Regions from separate parts of the Homo sapiens genome. Here region 2 is linked to region 1. A link is a loop called in an ENCODE intact Hi-C map of the cell type or tissue named here. Cell type or tissue: OCI-LY7. All regions are shown on one strand. Each heading gives the region's core, and the rest is flanking DNA. Links, peaks and the distances in the headings are about the cores only.

Evidence for each region. Peaks named below come from ENCODE experiments on the same cell type or tissue, not always from the same donor. Only the 100,000 strongest peaks of a DNase experiment are listed, where the experiment ranks them.
Region 2: a loop joins it to region 1, with 2.1 times the contacts of the local background. A loop is called at or near these places in 4 of 110 quality-filtered maps.

What each region holds. Positions count from the first base shown.
Region 1 is chr10:992,288-999,795 of GRCh38, reverse strand. GTPBP4 (GTP binding protein 4) reads right to left here. Exons shown (of 17, transcript NM_012341.3): 2 at 7,137-7,307; 3 at 3,764-3,867; 4 at 3,554-3,690; 5 at 2,488-2,588; 6 at 701-793. Among named protein-coding and RNA genes, the nearest start is that of GTPBP4, 7.6 kb to the right of the region's middle. In OCI-LY7, for the core only: no CTCF peak of the experiment used is centred there; no DNase peak of the experiment used is centred there.
Region 2 is chr10:819,774-827,281 of GRCh38, reverse strand. It overlaps LARP4B (La ribonucleoprotein 4B), which reads left to right. Exons shown (of 18, transcript NM_015155.3): 12 at 1,412-1,518; 13 at 1,966-2,217; 14 at 6,437-6,482. Among named protein-coding and RNA genes, the nearest start is that of LARP4B, 110 kb to the left of the region's middle. In OCI-LY7, for the core only: no CTCF peak of the experiment used is centred there; a DNase peak (open chromatin) is centred at 4,091; H3K27ac peaks cover 630 bases.

The sequences.
Region 1 (7,508 bases), core at 2,011-7,010:
GTAGAGATGGGGTTTCGCCATGTTGGCCAGGCCAATCTCGAACTTCTGACCTCAGGTTAGCTGCCTGCCTTGGCCTCCCAAAGTGTTGGGATTACAGGCGTGAATCACTGTGCCCAGCCTGCTTCACGCTTTTAAACTGTATATATGCCATTTCTGATAACAGAGTTAGAAATGACACAAAGATAATTTCATTTTATGTTAAGAAAATGCAGAAATCCACACTGGCAGCTGGCTGCCTCCCCTGAATTATATCAGAGACATGCGACCTGTTCTTATGCATCCCAAGAGCTCAGATGAGTTTTCTTTATGATGATGGAGAAATTTCAAGTTCTTGATAAACCAAGATATTTGTTCTGTTTAAAGACAAGACTCTTGCCAGGTGCAGTGTGACTCACACCTGTAATCCTAGCACTTTGGGAGGCCAAGGCGGGCAGATCACCTGAAGTCAGGAGTTCAAGACCAGCCTGGCCAACATGGTGAAACCCCCTCTCTACTAAAAAAACACAAAAATTGGCCGGTCGTGGTGGTGTGCACCTGTAATCCCTGCTACTCGAAAGGCTGAGGCAGGAGAATCACTTGAACCTGGGAGGTGAAGGTTGCAGTGGACTGAGATCATGCCACTGCACTCCAGCCTGGGCAACAAGAGTGAAACTCCAACTCAAAATAAATAAATGAATAAAAATAAAGACAAGACTCTCACCTGCCAACGTAGATACTTATAATCCATGTGCCCAACAAACAGAGACTTGGTTGTGAACGCATAGGGCTGGACATCCACGTCTGCTCTCGTCACCTGGAACAAGTGAGAACTTTCAGAATCACCTCATTTCCTCTGTGTACACGTGGGATCTGTGTGTTTTAACAAGACTGATTTTGGGTAGGAAATAACCATAGAAGAAACCTCACACGATAAAACTGCATCGAATAGGAGCCTGGTACCTCTCCCTTTGCACCACCAGGCCAAGGACTGGGGTACTAGGACAGCGTGAGGGCTGGCATTTGGAGGACAGCCACCACCTCCCCTCACCCTCCCAAGTCCTGCCCCACCGCCTGCAATGCCCGCAGAGCTCTTTATGATGACAGGCATGTTCTGTCTGCACTGTCCAAACCGGGCCACCAGTCATGCACTGCTAATGAACTTTCAGTATGTGGCTCATGTGACTGAGGAGTTGAAATTTTCATTTTGCTGAATTAAACTGCAATTTAAAAAGCCACCCAGTGCAGTGGCCACCAAATCGGCCACAGAGCACTGGCTCAGAGCTCAGGGCAGGTTCAGAGCTGACAAGCATTTGAAAAATCAGCAAGGACCCTGCAGAGCTTTGCTGGTCACCATGTCACAGCAACCTGTAGACAAAATAAAACTCACAAATCTATTTCAAAGCAAAAGTGATCTTAAGGTAGGGTGGAGTGATTCATGCCTGTAATCCCAGCACTTCAGGAGGCTGAGGCAGGAGGATGGCTTGAGCTCGGGAGTTTGAGATCAGCCTGGGGAACACAGTGAGACTCCATCTCCACAAAAAATAAAAAAATTAAACAGGTGCGGTGGCGTGCACCTGTGGTCCCAGCTACTTGGGTGGCTGAGGTGGGAGGACTGTTTGGGCCCGGAAGGTTGAGGCTGCAGCGAGCCATGTCTGCACCACTGCACTTCAGCCTGGGCAACAGAGCGAGACCCTGTCTCAAAAAGAAAAAGTTTCAACAAAAAGAAAGAAAAAAATTTTTTTAATTAAAAATAAAGTGATCTTGGCACTGAGTAAGCCATAAAATTTGACCATTTTCTTGGCACATGAGCTGTTGCTGGTTGTAAATTCACATTTTAAATGTTGCTTTGCCTCTTCCTGAGTCCCTGAAACTCAGCCAAACTTTCCTGAAGCAACAAATGACCGAGTCCCTTAAATGTTACACTTATCCTAGTCAGTGAGCTCACCCAGGGAAAGAGCGACTCGGCACCGTCCCTCTACTAGACCACATACGATTTCATGTGAAAGCTGACACAGCAACCAAGGTAACAGATCACTCAGATGCAGCTGCAGACGGGAAGACCCCAGCTGGGTGAGTGTCACCTGCCACCGGAGCCCCGCTGGCATAGCCACTCCAGGACAGGCCAACAACACCCAAGAAAACCTCCCCAGTTGTCAACAAAAATGCACTTACATGTCTCAAATTCCTTAGAAATTATAGGACACACACAAGAACAAAAAGTAATGGCTTCTGTAATAGTAATATAAATGTAGATACAGACAAAGTAAATCCTCACCAAGAGGAGCTCGGCGTGCTCAGGCACCGGGAACTCCTGCAGACCAGGGCAGTGTTTTACTCAAGGACCAACTCGGAGGCCGAAATTATTACCAAGGCCGTCCTGAATCCCACGCAGTCAGAATACAGTTAACACTGACCTACAAGGCCATCCTGAATCCCACGCCGCCAGAATACAGTAACACTGACGTAAAATAGTCAGATGATTTGCTTTACGATAAAAACCAGACCAACCTTGTTGATGAAGCTGGACTTCCCAACATTTGGGTACCCACACAAAAGCAGGGTCCTGGTATTCGGATCAATGGTTGGCAAACGGGATAAATGCTGACGCACTAGGAAAAGTTCAAATTGAAAAATTAAGAAATTCAAAGTTTAAGATTTGCTTTAAATTTTCTTTTCAACTTAGTTACAGTCCAGGCCTATGGTGATATTCATCTTACTCCAACTTTTGTAATGCAAAAGTGATGGAGAAAATAGTTGCAGAAAGTAATAGTATACACATAGTATATTCAATTGCTATCTCCCAAGTTTGGCTCTGGTAAGAATCATATTCCTCAGCCCTTCTAAGCCCACGTTTTAATTCATTAGGTGACAGGTGGGGCCAACAGCATGTCTGGCAGTGTCCAGACAATTCTCATTAGCAAGATGACATTAGGGAACCAGTGCACTTTGAAGCCTGCAGGCCATGCCGTTTGGGCTACAACATGGGTTACTGCCACTCTGCCACCTCGTCTGTAACAAACACGGCTCCAGGGTGGCACCCCGGCCATCATGAAGACCACACAGATCTGTAGCAAAGCACCTGCAAGGCATCCAAGTATCACAAATTTTGTTAAAAATTATTTCTAAGATGCAGGAGAGAAAACAAAACCGAATGAGTCAAAATAATTTGTCATGTAAGAATACACACAATAAGCAAGTAATTGTTTCAACAGAATCCTAGTACATTAATTCAGAAAGTCCTATTAAATACAAGTGTTTTTAAAAATAAAAAAGTCAATAATAAACTATGAGCCACCTTAGTTTTTATACTTTTCAGTATTTTCTCGTGACTTTTTTGTGTATGCCTTACCTATTAAATATGAAATATATAAATTTTCTTATCAGTGCTATTGATTTGTAAGTATTTATTTTCAATAAAAACCAGCCTATTACTGTTTCTCATAGGTAAAGCTAGGAAGAATAACTGACCCTGTCATCTCCAAAATACAAGAAAAACAGACATCTCAAGTCCTCAACAAGGACGCATCCTCTCAGCAGGATGCTAGCACGGTTCCCGCGGATGCGTGACAAGCACCTTGCTCCAAATACTCCAAACTCTGCTTCTGCCTCTTGATCACTGTGCACATCCGTCCCAGGGCCGCACGCTTCAGCTGTTTGCAGCGGTAGAGAGAGTCGCCATACTTCATCAGTCGCACATAATCTTTAGCAACACTGTAAAAAATAAAAAATATTATTTTTTCCACTTTCGATAACTTAAAAGACACTACAGAAAAAAGTACCTTACTTGTCCACTAAATTTTTGGCAATATTTATTTGCCCCAGAGCCAACTTGTAATGATCCTTGTCGTAGAGAATATTCATCAAATCAGCATAGAACGGATGAATATCCTGTAACAAACAAAAGCACACCACGGTCACTTGGGGCCAGCAGTTTTTCATCCCTACCACTTGAAGAACAATTTCTTTCCCTCTCCCTCCACGCCTGCAGTGTCTCCTCCCCAGTTCCCTCTCCTGGCCAGGGGCCCTGTCTATTTAGTCCTCTGAGAAAACAGGCATCAGAAGGGATGCGGGTGCCGACAGTCACGGCTCCCACCCACCTCGCTCTCAGTGCAGTGGTAGAGCTGTGGGACCCAGCAATGACCAGCCCCCGACCCTGCATGTACCCTTCCTGTTGCTCAGGAACTCAGCACTAGAAATTCTTCCCTCCACCTGACTATTCCCATCAGCCTAAAAATTTGCTGTTATTTCTCAATCTTTAGGAAAAAAAATCAAAAATTCCCATAGCCCCAAAATCCTTCCAATTCCCTCTCTTTGCTCCCAAGACACACTGTGTCTCTCCTCTCCTCCCTCTCTTGAACCCACTCTCTCCAGAATTCTGTGTCCACCACTCCATCTAAACAGCCTACAAGCTCACCAAGGACCTCCCAATGACCAATTCTCAGTTTTTATCTCACAGACCTCTTGAAACGCTGCGGGCTGGCCATGCATCCTGCCTGCGGTATTTTCCTCACAGCTTCTAGGTGGAGAGTCTGACCCCTCTAAGTCCTGTGCTGGCTAGTGCTCACAGCTCTACCCCAAACATTCATGCTCCCCACAGCACCCTTCTTCCTACATTCCCTTCCAAGGTGATCTCAGATAGATTTAAATGTCGTCTACATTTTACTAATGCATTTTAAATCACCAGGCCAGCATCTCCTGAGATATCTCACCAGTGCATATAAACTCGACCCTTGACTACCACCTCCAATCCCATGTCCCAGTGTTCACCTCCCTAGCCTGCCCCACCTCCTGGGTCTCCTGCACCTGCTGCTTCTTTGACTACAGGCCTGACACCCTCTCCCCGCACAGATACTCCCTACTCCCTTCCATGGCTTCACTGCATTCATCTGACATGCTATTTACTATCTTTTCTCCACCAGAATGAGAGCAGGAACCTTTACCACTTCTGGATTCCTAGGACTCAGAACAGTACCTGACAGACAATAAGCATTCAGTGAATGACAACTTAATATCTAACCCTCCACTCTGAAGCTGTTCTCAGATAACTAGTCCTGGCTTTAAAAAGAGTAATAGAATGTTAATACATTTGAACTCTCCTACCTCTGATGGCTATAACACTGAGGATGAAAAAGACAAAACTTCTTAAAAAGAACCACAAAAATCTGATACTAAGTAGATCAAAGTATGTTGTTGGCTAAAATCAAATATTTCCTAATATCAAATCAGTTAAGAATAATCTCATTCTTGGCCAGGCACTGTGGCTTATGTCTGTAATCCCAGCACTTTGGGAGGCCAAGGCAGGCGGATCACCTGAGGTCAGGAGTTCGAGACCAGCCTGGCCAACATGGAGAAACCTCGTCTCTACTAAAAAAACACAAAAATTAGCCGGGTATAGTCGCACATGCCTGTAATCCCAGCTACTCGGGAGGCTGAGGTGGGAGAATCGCTTGAACCTGGGAGGAAGAGGTTACAGTGAGCTGAGATCACGCCATTTTACTCCAGCCTGGGCAACAGAGCAAGACTGTCTCAAAACAAACAAACAAACAAACAAACAAACAAAAATCTCATTCTTAAATCACTTTCTTCACCCCCAGGTACTCTCTAGTACCTGACCTTTCCCAAGAAACCATTCACTCATTCAACAAACATCTACTGAGCAACTGTGTCAAATCCTAGCTAGACACAACCTAAGTGTCCGTCCTCTAGCAAGAATTTTTGTATTTTAAGCACTTCTGTATTTTAAAAATAAGCCATTATTGGACAGGTGCAGTGGCTCACACCTGTAATCCCAGCACTTTGGGAGGCCAAGGCAGGCGGATCACCTGAGGTCAGGAGTTCGAGACAAGCCTGGCCAACATGGTGAAACCCTGTCTCTACTAAAAATACAAAACTAGCCGGGCGTGGTGGCGGGCACCTGTAATCCCAGCTACTTGGGAGGCTGAGGCAGGAGAATCGCTTGAACCTGGGAGGTGGAGGTTGCAGGGAGCTGAGATTGTGATACTCTGGCTTAAAAAAAAAAAGCCATTATAACTTGTTTAAATATGAAGTACTGTCACAGAAGCCAAACATTTCTCTCTGCCTACACCTGCCTTCAGGGACTATTCTGGGGCAACGGCAGATTTAGGCTTTGAGACTATACTGCTGATCCCCACGCCCTTCACAACCTCAATTAACCTTGCAACCACATTACCCCACACATGGTGTCATAAGGCTTTGTTAGTTTGCCAGGCAGTTTCTGCTCTTGCTTTTCTACAGCTAAAGAAACAGGCAGGCCAGGCGTGGTGGCTCACGCCTGTAATCCCAGCACTTTGGGAGGCTGAGGCAGGTAGATCATTTGAGGTCAGGAGTTCAAGACCAGCCTGGCCAACATGGTGAAACCCCATTTCTACTAAAAATACAAAAATTAGGCGTGGTTATGCACCTGTAATCCCAGCTACGCGGGAGGCTGAAGCACAAGAATTGCTTGAATCCAGGAGGTAGAGATTTCAGCGGGCTGAGATCACGCCACTGCACTCCAGCCTGGGCAACAGAGTGAGACTCAGTCTCCAAAAAAAAGAGAAAAAAAGAAACAGGCAAACTGCAATGTGCAGCAGAGAAAGGAGCTCAAGGTTTCTGGCTTCATTCAAAAGTCATAGCTCCCATGTGATCTCTCCTTGCCAAAGAAGAAAACAGTCAGTGCTGAACTGACTGTCATCAGCTGATGAAGCAACAAGATCACAAACAGTGGTGGATCTTACACCACTGACCCAAGCTGAGCCCAGAGGAAAAAAAAAACCCTTGGAAAGAAGGTGGAAGAGATAAAGCCCAGACAACCAGTGAGCTGCTAGCTTCTGTGTTCATAACCCACAGCTATCATTAACACTTGGGTTGGCACCTGCAAGCCCAGGGTTTACACAGAAAGCCTGAGAAGACAGCTTGGGGCCTCCTTAGATGGGTTTTGGTTGGAGGAAAGAAAGAATACTAGGGAATCAAAAAACCCAAATTCTGTTCTCACTTTTATAAATTCAACAAATTAGTTCTTTGCCACTAACTTACTGAGTAACCTAAGTCAATTATTTTGTTTCCTTTTCTGTCAAATGAGTACACCAAACTGGTTAAACACTGGTTCTCTGAAAGCCCGTATTTACATAACCACAGAAGTCCCCTAAGTCACTTACATCCAATTTGGGGAAATCTGTTAGAATTTGTGAAAGTCTATCATGGTAATTCTGTTGAGTAAATTTGACTTTTCTCATGTAAAAATGTCTAATGCGATGTATTTGGTAATGTTTATGAATAACGGTTGGAGTCTTTCGTTGAGTCTTCGACAACGTGAGGTCTATGAAGTCCTGCAATTAAAGAAAATAAAACATAATTACATCAAAAGGGTCTACTTTTGAGCCATTTATTTGAAACCTTCCTTTTTTTTTTTTTTTTTGAGACAGAGTCTCGCTCTGTCGCCCAGGCTGGAGTGCAGTGGCACGATCTCGGCTCACTGCAAGCTCCGCCTCCCAGGTTCATGCCATTATCCTGCCTCAGCCTCCAGAGTA
Region 2 (7,508 bases), core at 1,379-6,378, 170 kb after region 1:
TTCTTTGAGACAGAGTCTCTCTCTGTCGCCCAGGCTGGAGTGCAGTGGCCGGATCTTGGCTCACTGCAAGCTCCGCCTCCCGGGTTCACGCCATTCTCCTGCCTCAGCCTCTTGAGTAGCTGGGACTACAGGCGCCCGCCACTACGCCCGGATAATTTTTTTGTATTTTTAGTAGAGACGGGGTTTCACCATGTTAGCCAGGATGGTCTTGATCTCCTGACCTTTTGATCCGCCCCCCCTTGGCCTCCCAAAGTGCTGGGGTTATAGGCATGAGCCACTGCGCCCGGCCATGTGTGATGTATTTTAAAAAGTCCGATTCTTACAGAGTGAAGAGTTTCTCAAGTAGCAAATTGAAGATTCTAACTTCCCTTTTGTATGATTTTATTTTAGTCCTAAGCTATAATATTCTTTTTCTGTTATATCTTCCAGTTAGCTCTAATTAAGGAGAATTACTTGCTTTTTTCCTTTCCTTTCTCTCTTCCTCCAAACAAGGAGGGCTCTATGCGTATCTCTGTCACTTTAGTGACATTGAGGGTGTGGACTGGAAGGCCCTCAGGAACTAAGTGCCCTGTGTCAGGAGCATAAGGAGCGAGATATCAGTGATGCAGAACGTATTGGAAACCATGGGTCCAGAAGCCAGAGAATTAGAATGAATGGTCTTGAGTTTTGTTTGTTTGTTTGTTTTTAAAGGAACTGTTTTAACAATAAGTTTTATCTTATTTTTGTATGTGTCTAGATTTTAAAAATAGTTGGCCGATACTTAAAATTCTATGCTCAATATTTTTAACTACTTAAGATCTTTTAGGGGTTCTGTGACCCTTTCTAATTTCTTCTGAATCTTATGTTAGTATATTTGCATGCCATACTTACCTTGTGACTTGGGGAATAATGATGATCTGAAAATACCCTGATCTGCAGAGCAGGACTTGTGTCGGGGTAAAGGTAAAGGCCCTGTCAGGCTGTGGTTGGATGAAGCCGAGTGAGCAGCAGTGGGTGTGCAGGTGCTCCTAAGATTGAGAATGTTGATGAGTTGTATTAAAGCCATCAGGAATCAAGAACTGTTGACTTCCTGCCAGTGATGGAGGTCGTATCAGACTGACATGCTAAAGGTTACAACACTTGTTGGAGCCCATGCGCTCTTGACCACGTCTTTCCTCTCAGTGCCTGCTTCCGCATGTGTCAGTTCTCCTCGCTGGATTGTTGTAAGGATTGGCTGAAAGGATGCACAAAAGCTCCAGCCTACTTCTAAACAGCACCCATTGGTGATAAAATTGTAAAATACATGTCTCAGCATGGGTCATGACTCTGACAACATCAAGAAATGCCCTCAGTTTCCACAGATTTGTTGGTATTAATGAAATTGAAGTCTGTTTTATGGTTTATTTACTTGTCTGTTTTCAAATGAATCTAGGTAACTCCATTTCCAAATACTGGATTTATAAATGGGTTTACGTCTCCAGCGTTCAAGCCTGCGGCGTCTCCTCTGACTTCTCTCAGACAGTATCCTCCTCGAAGCAGGCAAGTTCCGGGGCGGTCTTAGCAGTTTTGGTCTTTACGCTACTGCCCTTCCGGAGTTGGGATGAGAGAGCTTTGATCACTAGTCCTGCTCCTCGCAGACAGAGCCACCTGAAGCACACAGCTGCATTCTGTAAAGACTAAGCACTACAATCTGGCATGGGTGCCCGCCTCAGATTCTCTGAGAGGAGGCTTTGGGGCAACTTGTACACATCAGGTGTGCCTGATTTTAATTTGGGCCTGGACTGAAAAACAGCTAAGCAGAATTGTGGCACATTGTTAATAGATTTGCATTATCCTATATGTTAGGAGTTAACCATTCCAAATCCTATTTTTATACTTTATTAAACAGAGAGCAGATTTCAGCTTAGCTATTCCATGTCAGTATGCATGTTATGTAATGCCTTGATCATTTTATAACTCAACACATAAAACCATTTTTATTTACAGGAATCCTAGTAAATCTCATCTGCGGCATGCGATTCCTAGTGCAGAGAGGGGACCTGGGTTATTAGAAAGTCCTTCAATATTTAACTTCACTGCAGATCGATTAATTAATGGTGTCCGGAGTCCACAAACAAGGCAAGCAGGTCAAACTAGAACACGGATTCAAAACCCTTCAGCATATGCCAAGAGAGAGGCTGGGCCTGGGCGTGTGGAGCCAGGCAGTCTCGAATCCTCTCCTGGTTTAGGGAGGGGAAGGTGAGTTGTTGAGCAGTTACTGTGTAACATCATAAACTAATATTTTAAAAATTATTTAATTTAGATATGTTTTGTAATTGTCTTTAAATATGTCACAGAAAATCTAACTGAAGGCTATAAACATAAGGGTTTTATATAATTGCTAAGACTTAAATGGCTTCATCTTTTTTGGAATATGAAATGGTTCAGTGAGAACTGTAGTTGTTTTAGATCATTATTTGTAGAAACACTGGAGCTCAATAGCCATAGACTCCATCCCATGTGCCTGCAGTCTCCTCTTGGCAGCACCCCTGGCTCACCAGGCCCCTCTGCAAGGGCGGTGTCCAGGCTCTGCCCCATGGCTGCTGGCCTGGCGCCCTCCAGCTGGGTGTGCACCAGGCACTGCAGGTGGAGCCTGGAGCGGGTAACCAGGCAGATCAGCATTGCAGTCTCATCTCATTGGAGGGTTGAGACTAGCCAGGACGGGTCTTAGCTGTGCTTCCTGCCCACCATTTTTGGTTTTGTTTAACATTTTTTTGGCATCAATCCTGTAGTAGGTTTTTGTTTGTTTGTTTGTTTGTTTGTTTGTTTTTAAGACAGGGTCTCACTCCGTTGCCCAGGCTGGGGTACGTTGGCATGATCATGGCTCACTACAGCCTTGAACTTCTGGGTTCAAGCAATCCTATTGCCTCAGCATGCTGAGAAGCTAGGACTTCAAATGCACACCACCATGCCTGGCTAGTTTTTAAATATTTTGTAGAGACAGGATCTCGCTGTGTTGCCCAGGCTGGTCTTGAACTCCTGGCCTAGAGCCATCCTCCTGCCTCAGCCTTCCATAGTGGTGGGATTACAGGCATGAGCCACCGCACCTGCCCATTGTTGATAAGGCCAGTTGATCTTCTCAGTCCTTGCCTTGGTAAGGACCGTCAGGATTTTCCTCTCATAAGTGACAAACAAGTGACTCAAATACCTGAGCTTTTTCAGGGTGTTCTATATACAATGTGTACAGCACCATCCCTGACGTGCAAGCTCCTCTTCCTGCCTGCCACAGTGCACACCCTCTGTGCAGTGAGAATTCAACATGAAGAGGCATCAGAAGCATCTCATTCCTGCCCATAATGATTCAATGAGCACATAGGAGTTCCTGCAGGGATTGTGCAGTGGCATTGGAAGGCACCATGGTCTGGGAGAGCTGGCACTGGCCTGTGTCTCACAGGAAACATGGCATCAGGTTGGCTCAACAGGCCTTGGAGATGCAAAGCCAAAAGGGGCCCACCGTGTCATGGAGAGTCAGTGACTTCAGGGAGCAGTTGCTAGCCCTGGGTCTCAGTTTGGGGTTCTTAAGACCCAGACGCTTGGAGGGAGGAGGGTTGCAGAGCTGGGGCTCAGACTTGGGACAGAGCCCTACTCATCAAGGCCATGTGGCTCCCTCTGAGGGGCATCAATTGTGGGCACGGTGTGGAAGGAGGCAGACTAGATGGACAAGGCCCCCCGGCCTCAGCCTCCTGTGCTCTTCAGTGTGCCTTGTTCATACGAGCGTCACAAGGAGTTTCCTGGCAAATGAAAGTGGGGCTTGTTGAATTCCAGCTACCTCACAAAATGTATACAGGTGGCTTTGAAGCTGAGAGTCCAAAGCTTGCTGACGAATGTGGTCTACCCAGGATACCCTTCAACAATACTTGAACTTCCAAATGCAACTGTAACAAGTTTATGCTTTTGCCTGACAGATGCAGATCTTGCACCAATGGAGACCCTCTCTCTCCCCACCAAGGGAGGACAACTGTCCTCCCACCTGAGACCTGAGCACTGCGGCAGGGAGTGGTTTAGGAAGCGCACACCAGCATGGGCACGGTGGGCAGGGAGTGGTTTAGGAAGCACGCACCAGTGGTTTAGGGAGTGGTTTAGGAAGTGGTGGGCAGGGAAAGCGCATGCAACTCCTGCAGCCTGTTTCTGCGATGGGTTCTGAAGCCAGAGCTGACCTTCGTAACCTCCTCCTTCCCTCTGTCTTGAGAAAGAGCTTGTGCTGTTTTGCAGGGAGGTGTGCCAGGCCTTGCTTGCCCTGAGAACCTGATCCACAGCAGCCATGCCTCCACCTCCCCTTTTTGGGAGGGTTTGTTTTGTTTCCATTAACTTTCTCTATTGGACCAAAGTGCTAAGATGTCCTGGAGAACCCCTTACCAGAGTCCAGACACATGTCCCTACCCTTGCATGGCGGCCATGGCAGGGCACGGCCCAGCTGGGTTGAATGGCATGAGGAGCCCCAGGCGCCAGGTGGCTGCCTTGGTGGAGCTACTGTTAGGATCAGCTGGGGGAAGCACACCTCTTCAGGGTCTCAGGCCTTCACACCACTGCATTCAGAGTCGCGGGTGTCACAGTGATGTTTCCTCTATGGTGCTGGGACCACCCTGGGTCCCTTGCTACCCCTTGTGAGCTGTAACCCACCATGGCCCTGTCACTGAGCCTTGGCTCAGCCAACCTGCTCTCTGCATGATGGGCACTGACAGCTGACAGTGTTCTACGGCTGCAGGTGGGCTTCTGGGTCTGACACGGGTTACGTGGAGCCCAGTGAGGGTGTGGGGGAGTGTTGGCTGGGCCCACTGATGGTGACTGGGATAGGACCCCATGGCAGGCAGGTCTGTGTCCTGGACACCGCTGTGTTCCAAGGGATGGGTGCCCCTGCGTCCCAGCCGGTAGTGACGAGCAGGCTGCCCTTGGCGGAGGGATGCCCTGTGCCGAGCCCTGCGGGATGTCCTCTGCCCATGTGGCTGCTGTCCCTCTGTCCAGCGCTCAGGGCAATGCCTCTGGGCAAGCAGGTGCTGACACCATCCGTCTCACACCCCTCCCAGGTCCCCAGGGCCAGTTGAGTCCTGTCCCACTGAAGACTCTCATCTGGTTGCATCCCTAGCTCTGCTCATGGGTCATTGTAGCCCCACCTTTCCACTACTTCTGAATCCTGGCGCAGCGGAGTAGGAGTTCAGCTCCCTGGGTTTTGGGAGCACCCCCTATTAGGGAGTGGTGCTGAGCCAGGTGTGTACTGGGGTGGCTGTCCATAATGCAGGCCCAGGACCCTCTCTCCCTGTGAGGCCACAGGCATGGATCCAGGACAAGGAGCACCAAGCCCCCTGTTCCTACAGGAGGTTGGGTTGTCAGGACTCATGCCCCACCTGTGGCTCAGTACTCATCCATGTCCCATAGTCTGGCCTGCAGTCTCCGCAAGGCACCAGTAGAAAGCCAGGAGCTATTTCCAGAAAGTTTTCTGTAGGAGATAATAGGGATTTGCTCCAGAATCCTAAAGGTTTGTGCCGTCCTTGCCCTAGAGGGTTTGGCCCAAGGTTCCACAGAGTTTTCCACTGTTAGGCCATCTTAGGCAAGACTAGTTTTTGGTTTTCTGTAAATGAAGGAATTAGTCAAGACTATTTCTTAACTCCTTTCCAGGTTATGTAATACAAGGCCCTTGGGGGAGTCTTTGCATTCCATTAAATTATCCATTGAGATGAATGTGTGTCATGTGACTTGTTAGACCACATAACCTGTCCAGGGAAATGGGAATGTCTTGGCCATCCTAGAGTCCTAGGTCTCCACGTGAAGTCACCACTTAATCAGTGTCTGTCCTGTGGTTATCAACTGCGTGTGTGGCGTGGCCTTGCTGCCTGCATGGGGAGGTCCAGAATGTGGTTCCTGAGGCTGGGAGGCGAGGGCAGGAAGTCTTTGGGGCACAGAGGTCCTTGTGTGGTTTTCGTGGGAAGGGGTCAGCCATTGAGGCAGTAGTGGAGGAAGCTGAGAGGGCAGAGGAAGGGATGGGACGCGGTATTTGGGGTCTTTTAAATCTGATGTAAAGCAAATCTGCGCCGGGAAAATTCTCACCACCATTTTAAACAACTCATTGATGGAGCTCAGTCTCAGATTTTATGTGTCTTGTCATTTCCACCCAGTGGATGTTCAGTACTCATGTCTTAACAGACATCCCAAGGAGGCACCAGGGAGTTGGTTTCAGTCAGTGTTTTCTTCTGTTCTTTATCACTTGCCTGGACTTCCACGTTAGTCCCTTGCTGTCAACTTTGTGTTGTTCTGCTTACGCTTCCTGAAGTTGGGATTTTAGAATTGAAAGTCATCTTTGAAAGGTTTCAAAGTGATAAAGACTGAATTGATGTGTACTTTGATTATGTGAGTGCAAACGTGCTCAATAATAAATTCTCCAAGTGGGAAAAAAATAACAGTCTTTCACTTTCCACTCCTCTAGGAAGAATTCCTTTGGCTACCGGAAGAAAAGGGAGGAGAAGTTTACAGTGAGTACATAAAGCATATACCTCTTCACAAGACATTTAAATCTAATTTATACCAAACCTGAGATTTAATTAAATGGATTAAGGTTAAGGCACAAGAATGAGCATTTCAAAAGACTTGTAACGTGAAATCCACTAAGTAATAACTGACACCCTGGCTGGCCTAGGAGGAAGCAACTGTAGAGGTTTTGGAAATAGCGATGTGCTGCACAGGACTCCACAGTGCACAGGCGTGTTGTGCTGTGGCACAGGCATGGCCAGGAACTTGCTGTCGCATGCACTGCAGCCTACACACGGGTGTGCACGTGAGCTCTTCTGTGTGGCAGCTGTACCGGAGAGTCTGAAATGACTGGAGCCATTCATTTCAATGAGCAGAGTAAGCATCTTCCACGGAGCAATTTGTTTGTCGGTGTTTTTCCTTCAAAACTTTCGAATACTCTCCCACTGTGTAGAAAGCATTATCTCCTTCTGCTATAACTTACTGGCAGGACAGACCCAAACATAAGTGATAGGTTTTTGTGGCGGTAAGTACATGAGACATGGTGATTTTTGCTTGGGTTGATTAATCAGAGTTTCTCCTGTGGAAAATGTTTGTGCTGGTCTTTAGTGGAGGATGGCATGGACTTCTCCACAGCCAGTGGTGGGATGGCACGGTGGCAGTTAGCAGTACCCACAAAGATGGGAGGGATGGCACGGTGGCAGTTAGCAGTACCCATGAACCAGTGGTGGGACGGTACGGTGGCAGTGTTAGCAGTACCCACGAAGATGGGAGGGATGGCACGGTGGCAGTTAGCAGTACCCACGAACCAGTAGTGGGACAGCAAGGTGGCAGTTAGCAGTACCCACGAAGATGGGAGGGATGCCTCCATGGGCTTGCAGATGTGGAATTCCATACAAGGAATGCTGGAGGAGACCTGGACAAATCCTGGTCCAGCCCCTCAAGCCATCACACAGGTGCTTTCTCATCACAAAAGATACAATCTCTGTTTAGAACTCAGAAATTGTGCCTTTCATGAGGTCGGCTTAGTC